Linked DNA regions of Homo sapiens: region 1 is linked to region 2. A link is a contact called in ENCODE Hi-C data. All regions are on one chromosome and are shown on one strand. The core of a region is the stretch at or near the end of the contact, and the rest is flanking DNA. Distances in the headings are between cores, read along the strand shown. Region 1 overlaps GABRR2 (gamma-aminobutyric acid type A receptor subunit rho2). Region 2 overlaps LOC101928911 (a long non-coding RNA gene).

Region 1 (6,200 bases), core at 574-3,073, 1.4 Mb after region 2:
GAGGACCCTGGGCACTTTTGCTTCATGGGCCTCTTCCTCTATAAAAAAATATCAAAAAGCATATTTTATGATTGTGTTGGTTTAATGATGAACATATTAATAGTATATATTAAAACAACTTCTGCTTAAAAGTTTGTTTTTCTTATTTTAAGATAAAGCAAAAACATTTTGTTGTGGGCCCCAGGCAGTGTGCCTATGCCGCCTAATGAATATGTCAGCTCTGCGCCAAGACATGCAAGTAGGAGACAAGAAAGGGACCCAGCTAGGAGGGGGGTCCAACCTCAGCTGACCTGGGACATTTACTTCACCTCTCTGTGCCTCAGTTTCCTCATCTGGGGACAATAATAGTATCTACTTTGTAGAACTGATGAGAGGATTAAAATAAGATTACATATATATATGTACCTTGATTAGAATGGTGCCTGGCATAAAAAAAAATCCCTATGAAAGTGGTAGTTGTGGCTGGGCACAGTGGCACACGCCTGTAATCCCAGCACTTTGGGAGGCTGAGGTGGGTGGATCACTTGAGGTCAGGAGTTCAAGACCAGCCTGGCCAACATGGTGAAACCCTGTCTCTACTAAAAATACAAAAGAATTAGGCATGGTGGTGCATGCCTGCAATCCCAGCTATTCAGGAGGCTGAGGGAGGAGAATCGCTTGAACCTGAGAGGCAGAGGTTGCAGTGAGCTGAGATTGCGCCTCTGCACTCCAGCCTAGGTGACAAAGTGAAACTCCGTCTCGAAAAAAAAAGTGGTAGTTGTCATGCATGTTATTGTTGGTTATTGTGTTTCCTAGCCACTGTACGCCTCTATGCTCTTAACTGTTGCTGTGCAAGAAAAGTGGAGCTTCTTGCTTTTGGGGACGCCTTGCTTAGACTTCCTGGAGCAGATGTAGCTATTTTAAAGCTGCTTATTAGTATAACTTTATTTTCGTAAAATTCCTTGGCAGGCTTGCCCATGACGAATCCCCGAGGAAACCCAAGAGCTACCAGAAATATGGTGGCCTCTTCTTGACCTTCCGTGGGCGTCAATCAGGTTGCGGTTGGAAGGGAGATGAGTCACAGGCCTGTAATCTGCCACCTGCTTTTCTCCTTCTGCTTAGCAGGTGTCAGAGCTCAGGGAATTTAGTGGGAGGCTTTGAGGCCTTTTAAAATGCATAGGCTTCTGGGATAAATTAATTTCTTAATCCCTTAACAGTCACACAAGAGGAAGGTCTGGCAGCTGGGTTTTTCAGAGGGGACAGGAACAAATGTCTGTCAGGGGTTTTACATACATTATCTTGTTTAATCTGGACAACAACCCCATATGTGGGGATTACTCTCCCCATTTTATAAACAAACAAATGGAGGCTCAAAGGATTGGTGACCTGCCTGGAGGTCACAGCTACTCCTTTTTACTGCCCCAGAATGATAGGACCTACTAGAGGATCAAGGGCAGAGAAAAAGGAAAAAGGGAAGCCAGCCCGCCTGGGTCTGTCTTGGCCAAGGTTCATCAACTGAAATTCTTGGTGCCTCAGTTTCCCCAAGAGGAGAGGAAAGTTGGCCCAGGGATCTCATACATTCTGCTATTCTTACCCCACTCTCTGCCTAGTCAGAGCAGATGACTGATTCCTTTCCCAGCTGCTATGGCCTGAATGTTTATGTCCCTGACAAATGTGTATGTTGCAATCCTAACCCGCAATGGGATGGTACTAGGAAGTGGGCCTTTGGAAGGTGATGAGATCCTGAGGGTGGAGCCCTCACCAGTGGGATTAGTGCTCTTAGAAAAGAGGCCCTAGAGAGCTGCCTTGCCCCACCCACTATGTGAGGTTACAGTGAGAAGGCACCGTCTATGAACAGAAAGTGGGCCCTCAGCACACATGGAAACTGTTGGCACCTTGATCTTACTTCCGGCCCCTGGAAACATGAGAAATACGTTTCCATTGTCTATAAACTGCCCAATCTATGGTGTTTTGTGTGAAAGCCAGAACTGACTAAGACACTGTCCACCTTCTCCATAGCATTTCTCTAGTTCCTGGGAAGGACACCCACTGGCCATGCCTCCCCTCCCTGACCCCAAGACTAACAGAGCACCTTTGGGGGCAGGTGTGCAAGAAATCTTTGTAATGAGTTAAGCTCTTGTTGCTGCACTGGAAAACAGGTGACTCCATCAAAACAGCAAACTCCCAGGTAGTCATGGCAACAAAGTTGCAATGCCTTGTTCAGAATTCCACTCACACCCAGACACACACACATGCCAAAATAGTGCAGAGGGAGGGCCACACTAGGACTTTTGAGGATCCTGGGCACCTCTGCCTTCATGGGCCTCTTCCTCTATAAAAATGACAGAGGAGCTATTTTGTGTCCTGATTCTCCTTGCCTGCTCTTATATTTGTAGGACAAAAAAGTTGGCAGCTGCAGGGCCTGTCTCCTTTGTGAATGTAAATGGCTTAGTCACTGGTGGGCCCTCTTTAGTCAACGGCCCTCTCCACTACTTCCTGCTCTTTTCTCCTTGGGAAAATTAGGGACTCAGGAAATGGAGTCAGATTTATGTGAGTGGGAAAATTGCACCATCTGAGGAAGCGCTGTGCCAGAGGGAGCCAGAGAGGGCAGCACATCACATCCCTGGGGCCAACCTCCCACCTGGCATCAAGGAAGAACAGTCCTACCTCCGAAGGCGGGTCTCATGCTGAAGTCGTGCTCGTCCACTCTGAGAAGCTGCTGAGGCTTTCCCTTCCGGATCTTGGTCACATCAAGGTTCTTCTTATATAAGTGACTGTGAAGACAAGCAAGAAACTATTTTCCATCGGCTCTTCAATGCATTGAGTGAGATGATTTGGGCTATTACTCCCTGCAAGATCTACCTGTTAGGTACCTTTTCTCCATTCTACTTCTTGGCCCAGGGGAGAAGGAGGGCTGAAGGACCCTCCACACACACGCCAGATCCTCACAGGTAGACTGACCTGAGGACCAGGTTCTTCTGGAGCCTTCTGAAAGTGGATGCCCTCCTGGGCAGGACAACATTCTACCTTGGTAAAGGCTATAATTGGATGAAAATGGTTGGATTGGCTGCTAGCTAGACTAATAAAGAAGAAAAGGGAGAAGATCAAAATAAACACAATTAGAAATGAGAAAGGGGGCTAGGTGCAGTGGCTCACACCTGTAATCCCAGCACTTTGGGAAGCTGAGGTGGGCAGATTGCTTGAGGTCATGAGTTTGAGACCAGCCTAGCCAACATGGTGAAACCCCATTTCTACTAAAAATACAAAAATTAGCTGGGCATGGTGGCACACACCTGTAGTCCCAGCTACTCAGGAGGCTAGGGCACAAGAATCACTTGAACCAAGGAGACGCAGGTTGCAGTGAGTGGAGATTGCGCCACCCGGGTGATAGAGTGAGACTCTGTCGCAAAAAAAAACAAAAAGAAATGACAAAGGGGATGTTACCACTGACCCCACAGAAATACAAATAACCATCAGAGACTACCATGAACAACTCTGTGTACACAAACTAGAAAACCTAGAAGAGATGGATAAATTCCTGGACACATACACACCCCAAACCAAATAGTGAACCAGGAAGAAATTGATTCCTTGAATAGACCAATAATGAGCTCCGAAGTTGAAGTTGAATCAATAATAAATAGCGTACCAACCAAAAAAAAAAAAAAAAAAAAAGGCCCAGGACCTGATATATTCACAGCCAAATTCTACCAGATGTACAAAGAACTGGTACCATTCCTACTAAAACTATTCCAAAAAATTGAGGAGGCGGGACTCCTCCCCAGTTCATTCTATGAGGCCAGCATCATCCTGATACCAAAACCTGGCAGAAACACACACACACACAAAAGAAAGCTTTAGGCCAATATCCTTGATGAACATTGAGGCAAACAATCCTCAACAAAATATTTGCAAACCAAATCCAGCAGCCCACCAAAAAGTGAATCCACCACAATCAAGTAGGCTTCAATCCCAGGATGCAAGTTTGGTTTAACATACGCAAATCAATAAATGTGATTCATCACATAAAACTAAAGACAAAAGCCACATTATTATCTCAATGGATGCACAAGAGGCTTTCGATAAAATTCAACACTCCTTATTAAAAACTCTTAATAAACTAGGTATTAAAGAAACACACTTCAATACATATGTGACAAACCCATAGCCAACGTCATACTAAATGGGCAAATGCTGGAAACATTCCCCTTGAAAACCAGCACAAGACAAGGGTGCCCTCTCTCACCACTCCTATTCAACATAGTATTGTAAGTCCTGGCCAGGGCAATCAAGAAAGAACAAAATGAAGGGCATCCAAATAGGAAGAGAGGAAGTCAAACTATTCTTGTTTGCAGATGATGTGATTCTGTATCTAGAAAACCCCATAGTTTTGGCCCAAAAGCTCCTTCAGGTGATAAACAACTTCAGCAAAGTTTTGGGATACAAGATCAATGTAAAAAATCACTGGCATTCCTATATGCCAACAATGGTCAAGCCTAGAGCCAAATCAGGAATGAAATCCCATTCATGATTGCCACAAAAAGAATAAAATGCCTAGGAATACAGCTAACCAGGGAGGTGAAAGATCTCTACAATGAGAATTGCAAAAACACCACTCAAAGAAATCAGAGATGTCAGCAGCCAGCCCAGCCCGCCTGCCCGTCCGCAGCCGCCTGCCAGACACGCCCAGTATGAGGGAGATCCTGCACATTCAGGCCGGCCAGTGCGGCAACTAGATCGGGGCCAAGTTCTGGGAAGTCATCAGTGATGAGCATGGCATAGACCCCAGCGGCAACTACGTGGGGAACTCGGACTTGGAGCTGGAGCAGATCAGCATCTACTACAACGAGGCCTCTTCTCATAAGTATGTGCCTCGGGCCATTCGTCGACCTGGAGCCCGGGACCATGGACAGTGTCGGCTCGGGGCCTTTTGGACATTTTTTCAGGCCTGACAATTTAATCTTTGGTCAGAGTGGGGCCGGCAATAACTGGGCCAGGGGTCACTACACGGAGGGTGCGGAGCTGGTGGATTCCCTCCTGGATGTGCGGAAGAAGTGTGAGAACTGCGACGGTCTGTAGGGTTTCCAGCTGACCCTCTCGCTGGGCGGGGGCACAAGCTCGGGTATGGGCACGCTGCTCATCAGCAAGATGCATGAGGAGTATCCCAACTGCATCATGAACACCTTCAGCGTAGTGCCCTCGCCCAAGGTGTCACTGTGGTGGAGCCCTACAACCCCATGCTGTCCATCCACCAGCTGGTGGAGAATACAGATGAGACCTACTGCATCAACAAGGAGGCGCTCTAGGACATCTGCGTCAGCACCCTCAGGCTGGCCACGCCCACCTACGGGGACCTCAGCCACCTGACATTGGCCACCATGAGCAGGATCACTACCTCCTTGTGCTTCCCGGGCCAGCTCAATGCGGACCTGCACAAGCTGGTGGTGAACATGGGTGCCCTTCCCCTGCCTGCACTTCTTCATGCCAGGCATGAAGCCCGGGCAGCCAGCATTACCGGGCCCTGACCGTGCCCGAGCTCACCCCTCAGATGTTTGATGCCAAGAACATGATGGCTGCCCGCGACCGGCACCACGGCTGCTACCTGGCAGTGGCCACCGTGTTCCGGGGCTGCCTGTCCATGAAGGAGGTGGACGAGCAGATGCTGTCCATCCAGAGCAAGAACAGCAGCTACTTCGTGGAGTGGATCCCCAACAACATGAAGGTGGACGTGTGTGACATCCCACCCCCCAGCCTCAAGATGTCTTCCACCCTCATCAGCAACAGCACGGGCATCCAGGAGCTGTTCAAGCATCTCAGAGCAGTTCACGGACATGTTCCAGCACAAGGCCTTCCTACACTGGTACATGGGCAAGGGCATGGACGAGATGGAGATCACCGAGGCCAAGAGCAACATGAATGACCTGGTGTCCGAGTACCAGCAGTACCAGGACTCCATGGCCCAGGAGGAGGGTGAGATGTTCGCAGATGAGGAGGAGGAATTGGAGGCCCAGGGCCCCAAGTGAAGCTGCTTGCAGCTGGAGTGAGGGGCAGGTGGCGCCGGTGCCAAGGCCAGCAGTGTCTGACCTCCAGAGCCATCTTGCTGTCGACACTGTCCCCAGCTTTCCCCCACCAGCTTGTCACTCACGCTAGGGCTCCCTTGCCACCCTCCTGCAGTGTTTACACCCGTCCTCCCCACCTAGGCCACGTGTGTGCTGCTCCTG
Region 2 (6,469 bases), core at 3,724-6,223:
TAACTGAAGCAACCTTTGCTTCCCATTAGGTAATTGGTAGGCACCACAGCATGCTCCTGAAACAGGAGAGTTACCTAACTTCCCTAACAAGGTGTGTCTCATCTGTTCGGCTGCCATGTGCTCAAACCCTTTATGGGAGGGGGAGCACGTAGATGGGCAGGTGCAGGAGCCAGGGCGAGTGCTTTTGGGCTCTGGCCCCATGGTAGTGTCTAGGGGTGGGTGCCTGTGACTCCCAAAGCCCCAGTGGGTGTGTTACAGTACTCTTTTAGCTCTGCCATCCACAGATGGCTAAAGTGTTAACCAACTCAGTGCCCGCTCAGTACCCGAGTTTTTGTCTGGTGTCCAGGAAGAATCAGGTCACAGTGACAAATTGAAGGATGGTAAATGCGGGGGGTTTTATCGCTGGATGGAGGTGGCCCTCAGTGGGATGGATGTGAAGCTGGAAAGGGGATGGGGTGGGAAGATGATCTTCCCCTGGAGTTTGGCCACCCCATGGCCTATCTCCTCTCTGACCATCCCCAGCCAAACTCCTCTTGATGTTCAGACGCTCCTTCTCTTCTCTCCTTCTCTGCCATACCACGCTGCCACTCTCTGTTCTCCTGCTTGTAGAGCATGAGGTTTGGGGTTTATATGGGTACAAGATAGAGGGGGCATCGTGGGCCAAAAGGCAACATTGGGGCACAAAAACAGGAATGCCTGTTCCCATTTAAGGCTGTGGGTTTCCAGGCTTGAGGGTGGGGCCTTTGCTGGGTAACTGCCCTCTTCTACCCAGTATCTCCCTACCTCCTTCCATGTCACTCCCAGCTGTCTCTGCCTGTCTTAGGCAGGAGCAGGACAAGCTGACCTCTCCAACAGGTACTTAACAGCAGAGTGTGGGGAGCCCTGGCTGGGGACCTGATGGTGCAGTTCTAACTCTCACACCAGGCATAGCTCATCCCACCCCTTCCCACAGAGGGCATAGCACATGCTGTGTCTTTGGTTCTCTTTGTCTCAGATGGTGAGGTGGGACACTTTTCAGTGAATTCCAGGTAAGCTCGTGGTGCTTCATATAAAACAATTGCCTTGGCAGAAGGCCTCTGTGTCTCCTTCACTGATAGCTCTCAGCTGTAGGCCTCTTGGTCCTGGGGTTTTCTTAAGCAAACTGCCTTACCCCTGAGCATATGTGAAAATGGTCCTGGTGTAACCGCCCAACAGTTTCTCCTTGCCCACTGCCCAGACAGAGCCGTTTTCTTTAGACAGGTGAATTGCAATAGAAAGAGTTTAATTCATGCAGAACTGGCTGTATGGGAGGCTGGAGTTTTATTATTATTCAAATCAGTCTCCCCTAAAACTTGGGGGTTGAGGTTTTTAAGGATAATTTGGTGGGAAGGGGGTCTGAAAGTGGGGAGTGCTGATTGGTCAGGTGGGAAATGAAATCATAGGGAGTCGAAGCTGTCCTCCAGTGCTGAGTCAGTTGCTGGGTGGGGGCCACAAGGCCAGATGAGCCAGTTTATTGATCTGGGTGGTGGCAGCTGATCCATCAAGTACAGAGTCTGCAAAATATCTCAAGCACTGATCTTAGGTTTTACAATAGTAATGTTATCCCCAGGAGCAATTTGGGGTGGTTCATAATCTTGCAGCCTTCAGCTGCTTGACTCCTAAAGTATAATTTCTAATCTTGTGGCTAATTTGTTAGTCCTGCAAAGGCAGTCTAGTCCCCTGGCTAGAAGGGGGTTTATTTCAGAAAGGGCTGTTATCTTTGTTTCAAAGATACGGCTGGGTGCAGTGGCTCACGTCTATAATCCCAGCACTTTGGGAAGCCGAGGTGGGTGGATCACGAGGTCAGGAGTTCAAGATCAGCCTGGCCAACATGGTGAAACGCTATCTCTACTAAAAATACAAAAATTAGCTGGGCGTGGTGGTGTGTGCCTGTAATCCCAGCTACTTGGGAGGCTAGGAATAAACAAGGACAGTTTGGAGGTTAAAAGCAAGATGGAGTCGGTTAGGTTAGATCTCTTTCACTGTCATAATTGTCTCAGGTATAATTTTTGCAAAGGTGGTTTCAGTTGGGCCTCTGATCCTGATCTCTTTCTCCTTGGTCTCTTCAGGCATCATCCTCTTTTACAATTGTTGGAAATCACAGCTTATAGCCTACCTTGGAGTTAAAAATATGTTTAATTTGATTAAATTTCAAGGTTTTCTTGCAAAAGGGAAGTGTTACATGTTACAGAAAAGAAAACATTTCATAAGAATTTTATTGAGCAAGTACCATGTACTGTGTACCATGAAAGGGACTTTGAGAAACAGGAAGGGACATACATTATGGTCTCTGCTTAGCAAGAACTGCTAATCATCCAGGAAACAAAAAATAGTACAGTGAGTAACAAGGCATTAATTCTAGGATATAAACCAGAAATTAGCTGAATTGAGGGGAGATACCTTTGTTAAGTATCCTTCCTGAAACTCTTCTTTGACAGCTTTCATTTGATAAAATCCAAAACTAAGACTGCATTTTGCTTAACCTTTCCAAGTTGGGTTATTTGATTTAAAAAAAAAAAGAAAGGAGAAAATTTTAAACTGTTGTTATCACTTTATCCTTTAACTTTAAAAAGAGTGCCCATTTTTTTTCAAATCTGAGAAATTGTACCCACATTTAATTTGCACTTAAAATCTTTTTTAGGATTAGAAATATTTATGTAATTCTTGCTCATTGTAAAAATGTTAACAACATTAACACATTTACAGTGAAGGCAAGTTTTTCTTCTGTGTACCTCAGACCTCCTTGAAGGCAACCACTGTTATCAGTGACTCCTCCACTTCCAGAGGTATTCTGTGAGCCTACATGCTGGGCATTTCATTATTTTTCTTCCAACTTCTTCCTCTCCATTTGTTAGACCAGTAGTGCTCAAGTGCTATTGTACAAACACTAGGGGAATTGCTTAGAAATGCAGATTTCCTAGTCCTTTTCCCAGAAATTCTGATTTTGTGGGCCTGGGTGAGTTCAAGGAGTCTGTATGAGTAACTGACCAGGTGATTCTGAAGCACACACCCTACTTGGAGATACTGTTTTAGAAAATAATTAGGGTCTCACTGCCCTGGGGATGAATCTGGTTGAGGTGTAGGAATCTCTCATAATGCCATGTCTATTTTTCGAGTCTTTGACCTTTACCGGGGCCACCTTCCCTTTGGTTTCCATGGTGACGCACGGAGGTCTTCCACATGTAATTAGTCTAAGGATCTTGATTCGTTCCATCGCCTCTCACTGACCGTTCGAGTGCTGCGCTGCAGTGTTATTAGCAAGGCTGAGAAAACTCAATTTGTTTTCTTTCTTCCTCCACTTATGTGATTATAGTTAACATCAGTTTTCTTATATCTCTGAGGAATAAGTAACGGTCGCGAAACTGCAGACTTTTGAGAGATGACAGTAACTTAGACATTGTTTCAGCCAGTCTTTAGATGGGAAAACTGAGTCCCAGAGAAATTAAGAAACTTGTCCAAGATAACAAAATAAATTAATGGCAGAGCTGACTAGAAACTTGGTTTACTAACTCTACATCTGGTGCTTTTTTTCTCATTTTGGTGGCAGCTAAAATCTCAGAGTCTCTGAAAATTATTCAAACAGTTCCTGTTCCCCAGTCCACCTGCCCCCTTGAAATACATCCTCGGTTCCCTGTTTCCCTAGACCTTTCCTGGGCCACACCAGCCCTGGTTGGTTGTCTTGCTCAGTGCAGTGACAGGGTGAATTATTTCTGCATTCTTGAATGTAGCAAAACTTATCTACTTGAACCTCAGGTCACCAAATATAAAGCAATTTTGAACTGAAGGGGTTGTGGATACTTTAAGTCTCTGTGGGAATACAGGAGCTCACAATTCTTATTCTCAGCTTCCTCAAACAAAGGCTCAAGGAACAGTCCTCATTACTTTTCAGAGGTTGGGGGAGGGTTAAGGTCAGGAAGAGGTTGCTGAGTTTACAGTCTCATCCTGTCTCCCTCCTCCTATTGACAAGTCATCAGGATGGTTTATAGATTACTGCCTTACTTTAAGGCCTGTTTGTTGATGTTTGCAGACATTTATCCAATCTCAAGAAACTCAAGGGACCTGATTTCAACTTCAAATTATATATTATCCATATTTGGGATGGAATGGGCAATTTTAATAGAGAAACCCTATCAATCAGGCCAGGGAATAAATAGGAGGGCTTTGATTTATATACTGTGTTGAAATCATCTATATTGATTTAAAATTTTTAAAGTTCCTATGAATGTAATATTTTAACCTGAATATGATTCTTAACAATCCCCTCTCCTCAAATTGTATTCTTCTATTTTTTTTAACCTTTGGTGAAATATTAACTTACTGTACCATGCATTGATAATGTCCCCAGAGGTTAGCCAGGAGAAATATCAGCGTGTCCTTGGAGAGCTTGTCTATCCTGATGAGAACAAAAATTCTAGGACAAAAAGGCTCAATTCCTGAAATAATTACAGTAACTTCAGAAAGGAAATTAAGTATCTATTGAAAGATACACTTAGTAGAATAGTGACTTTTCCTACACATTTAAAATTTAGATACTATATTCAGGAAAAGGGAATTTACCAGGGTTTTTGGATGCAAATGATGAGAAATTAGTTAGTATCTGCAAGCCTGTAAGTACAATATAGTTTTGTACTTATGTAATTAGAGCTGTTTGTGAATCACTCTAATGTCACGTCTGATAGCTATAGTCCTTCAAAGGGGTATTTACATTAAGCCTGATGATAGGTACAGGCATGGAGACAATGAAATTCATTTTATCTATTGTAACATGCAGCCAGTAAATTAGCTTCCCTTTAACTTATGCTACGAAATGATGCTATTTAGTTTATGTGCATTATTCTTGGACTTCTGCATTCCTGGGAAAAGGTTGTCAAAGGTTGTATTAGCTGTGCAGTGAGGCAGCACAGCATGTCCAGGCACATACTCAGGTTAAAACCCTGCTGTACACATCTGCTGTCATTACCCTTTGCATCTTTGCTGATAATTTTTAAGAACCAAAACTGTATGTTGCTATTTTTAGTCCACTTACTTTCTGTTGAGGGTGATGGTCATTATTCTGACATTTCGTGACATATATGTCCACCCCCTGCTCCCCTGCATCAAAATAGATATGTTTTCATACCTACCACACAATCCAGCTGGGCTCAATTTGCATTTAGTTCTCTGGGGAGAGTTAATAATTTTATTTTCAAAAGGTCACTTGCTGACACACAACCTATAAAATAGTTAGCTACCCAAGATTCTTTTCACTCATTCCTCAAATACTTGGTTTAGTTTGGTCTTTTTAATTCACTACTGAAAATCCATTGCCTCTAGGAATTTCAATATTGCATTACAGCATAACAAACTATCCAATATCACTAATGGCCTATTTAGGAATGAAATGCTTTTTTTTTTTCTGGTTTTAAGCAATTTCTAATTTTGAAGGGGATCAGGCACCATCTACAAGGATAGAGTTAATAGCTCCCTGAAGGGACACATCACTAGCCAGGTCATAAAAATCATGCATGCTTTGCTCTTTCAGCCATAAGGCAAGAGGAAAACAAATACGCCTATTTTCCCTCTGCATTACCTTTGTGGTCTGAGGATGTTTGAAAAATTACAGCCATTATATTATTATTATTATTGTTATTTTTTACAATGTTTCTGAAATATGCATTTTTATTCATGTTTATCTATTTATATCTGGTATTTATCTATTTATGTCCTTTCCTCAAGAATTTACTCTCTAAGATGTCTTCTTTCAAAATCATATCCAAAACAGAACGCAAGTGCTGGGATGAATATAATATATACCATTTGAGAATTTGCCAGGCGTAACTATTAACTGGAAGATTCAAGCAAAGAACTAGTTAGTAAGGGAAGAAATTACTCAACATATTTGTTTTGGCTGCTCACATCAATCAGATTTGTGAGATAATAGCTTTAATTCCTTGTGATGAAACACACCAATCCTTTTCTGTATTACAAATGTACCCCAGTTTGACTAAGACAAAAATCAATCTAAATGCAGTGCATTTGCTTTGTCATTGTAAATGGTGCTTGGGTAATGAGCCCCTCAGGGATGGACGGGAGAGAACAGAGCAGTAGAGGAGGAAACAGGAGTGGGTGGGCTAAGGGCAAGGTTTATGATCCAACCTAGAAATCAGGAGGGAAGACATTGGGAAAACATTTCAGTATTCGAAGAGAGGGCCAGACAGTGAGGTGAAGAAGACCCAACAGAACTGGACTTAAGGTGGGGAGGGGGAAAGATGTCATAAAGGTGTTTAGGATGCTCCCCCTATGGGGCTGCAGGCACAGGGAGAGGTGTGTATCGTTAAGTGGCTGCAGGGAAGCACCTTGGATTCAAATCCAAGGTCTTCACCTGAAACCTAAGCAGATTTGGAAAGAACTTAATTGTTCTTAAGAGGAAAGGAGCTAGTGTTTTTTGAGCTCTTCCAAATGGGCCTGGCCT

The links. A loop is a pair of places that touch in the nucleus more often than their neighbours do. Pooled maps may share reads with other maps.
Region 1: a loop to region 2 is called in a map with no recorded cell type, with 8 times the contacts of the local background. The contact joins two enhancer-like sites. A Hi-C loop is called at or near these places in 2 of 37 single-sample maps with no recorded cell type and 5 of 50 pooled maps.

The regions. Positions count from the first base shown.
Region 1 is chr6:89,297,113-89,303,312 of GRCh38, forward strand. GABRR2 (gamma-aminobutyric acid type A receptor subunit rho2) reads right to left here. Exons shown (of 9, transcript NM_002043.5): 2 at 2,647-2,753. It also overlaps the pseudogene TUBB3P1. Among named protein-coding and RNA genes, the nearest start is that of GABRR2, 15 kb to the right of the region's middle. RefSeq lists enhancers at 217-1,416, 802-1,111, 1,538-1,607. Within about 2 kb of position 1,824, at least 17 of the 41 ENCODE cell types and tissues checked have a DNase peak (open chromatin) inside an H3K27ac peak, as active enhancers do.
Region 2 is chr6:87,900,323-87,906,791 of GRCh38, forward strand. The region is part of intron 2 of LOC101928911 (a long non-coding RNA gene); the gene reads left to right. Among named protein-coding and RNA genes, the nearest start is that of SPACA1, 140 kb to the right of the region's middle. RefSeq lists an enhancer at 4,882-5,131. Within about 2 kb of position 4,974, at least 2 of the 41 ENCODE cell types and tissues checked have a DNase peak (open chromatin) inside an H3K27ac peak, as active enhancers do.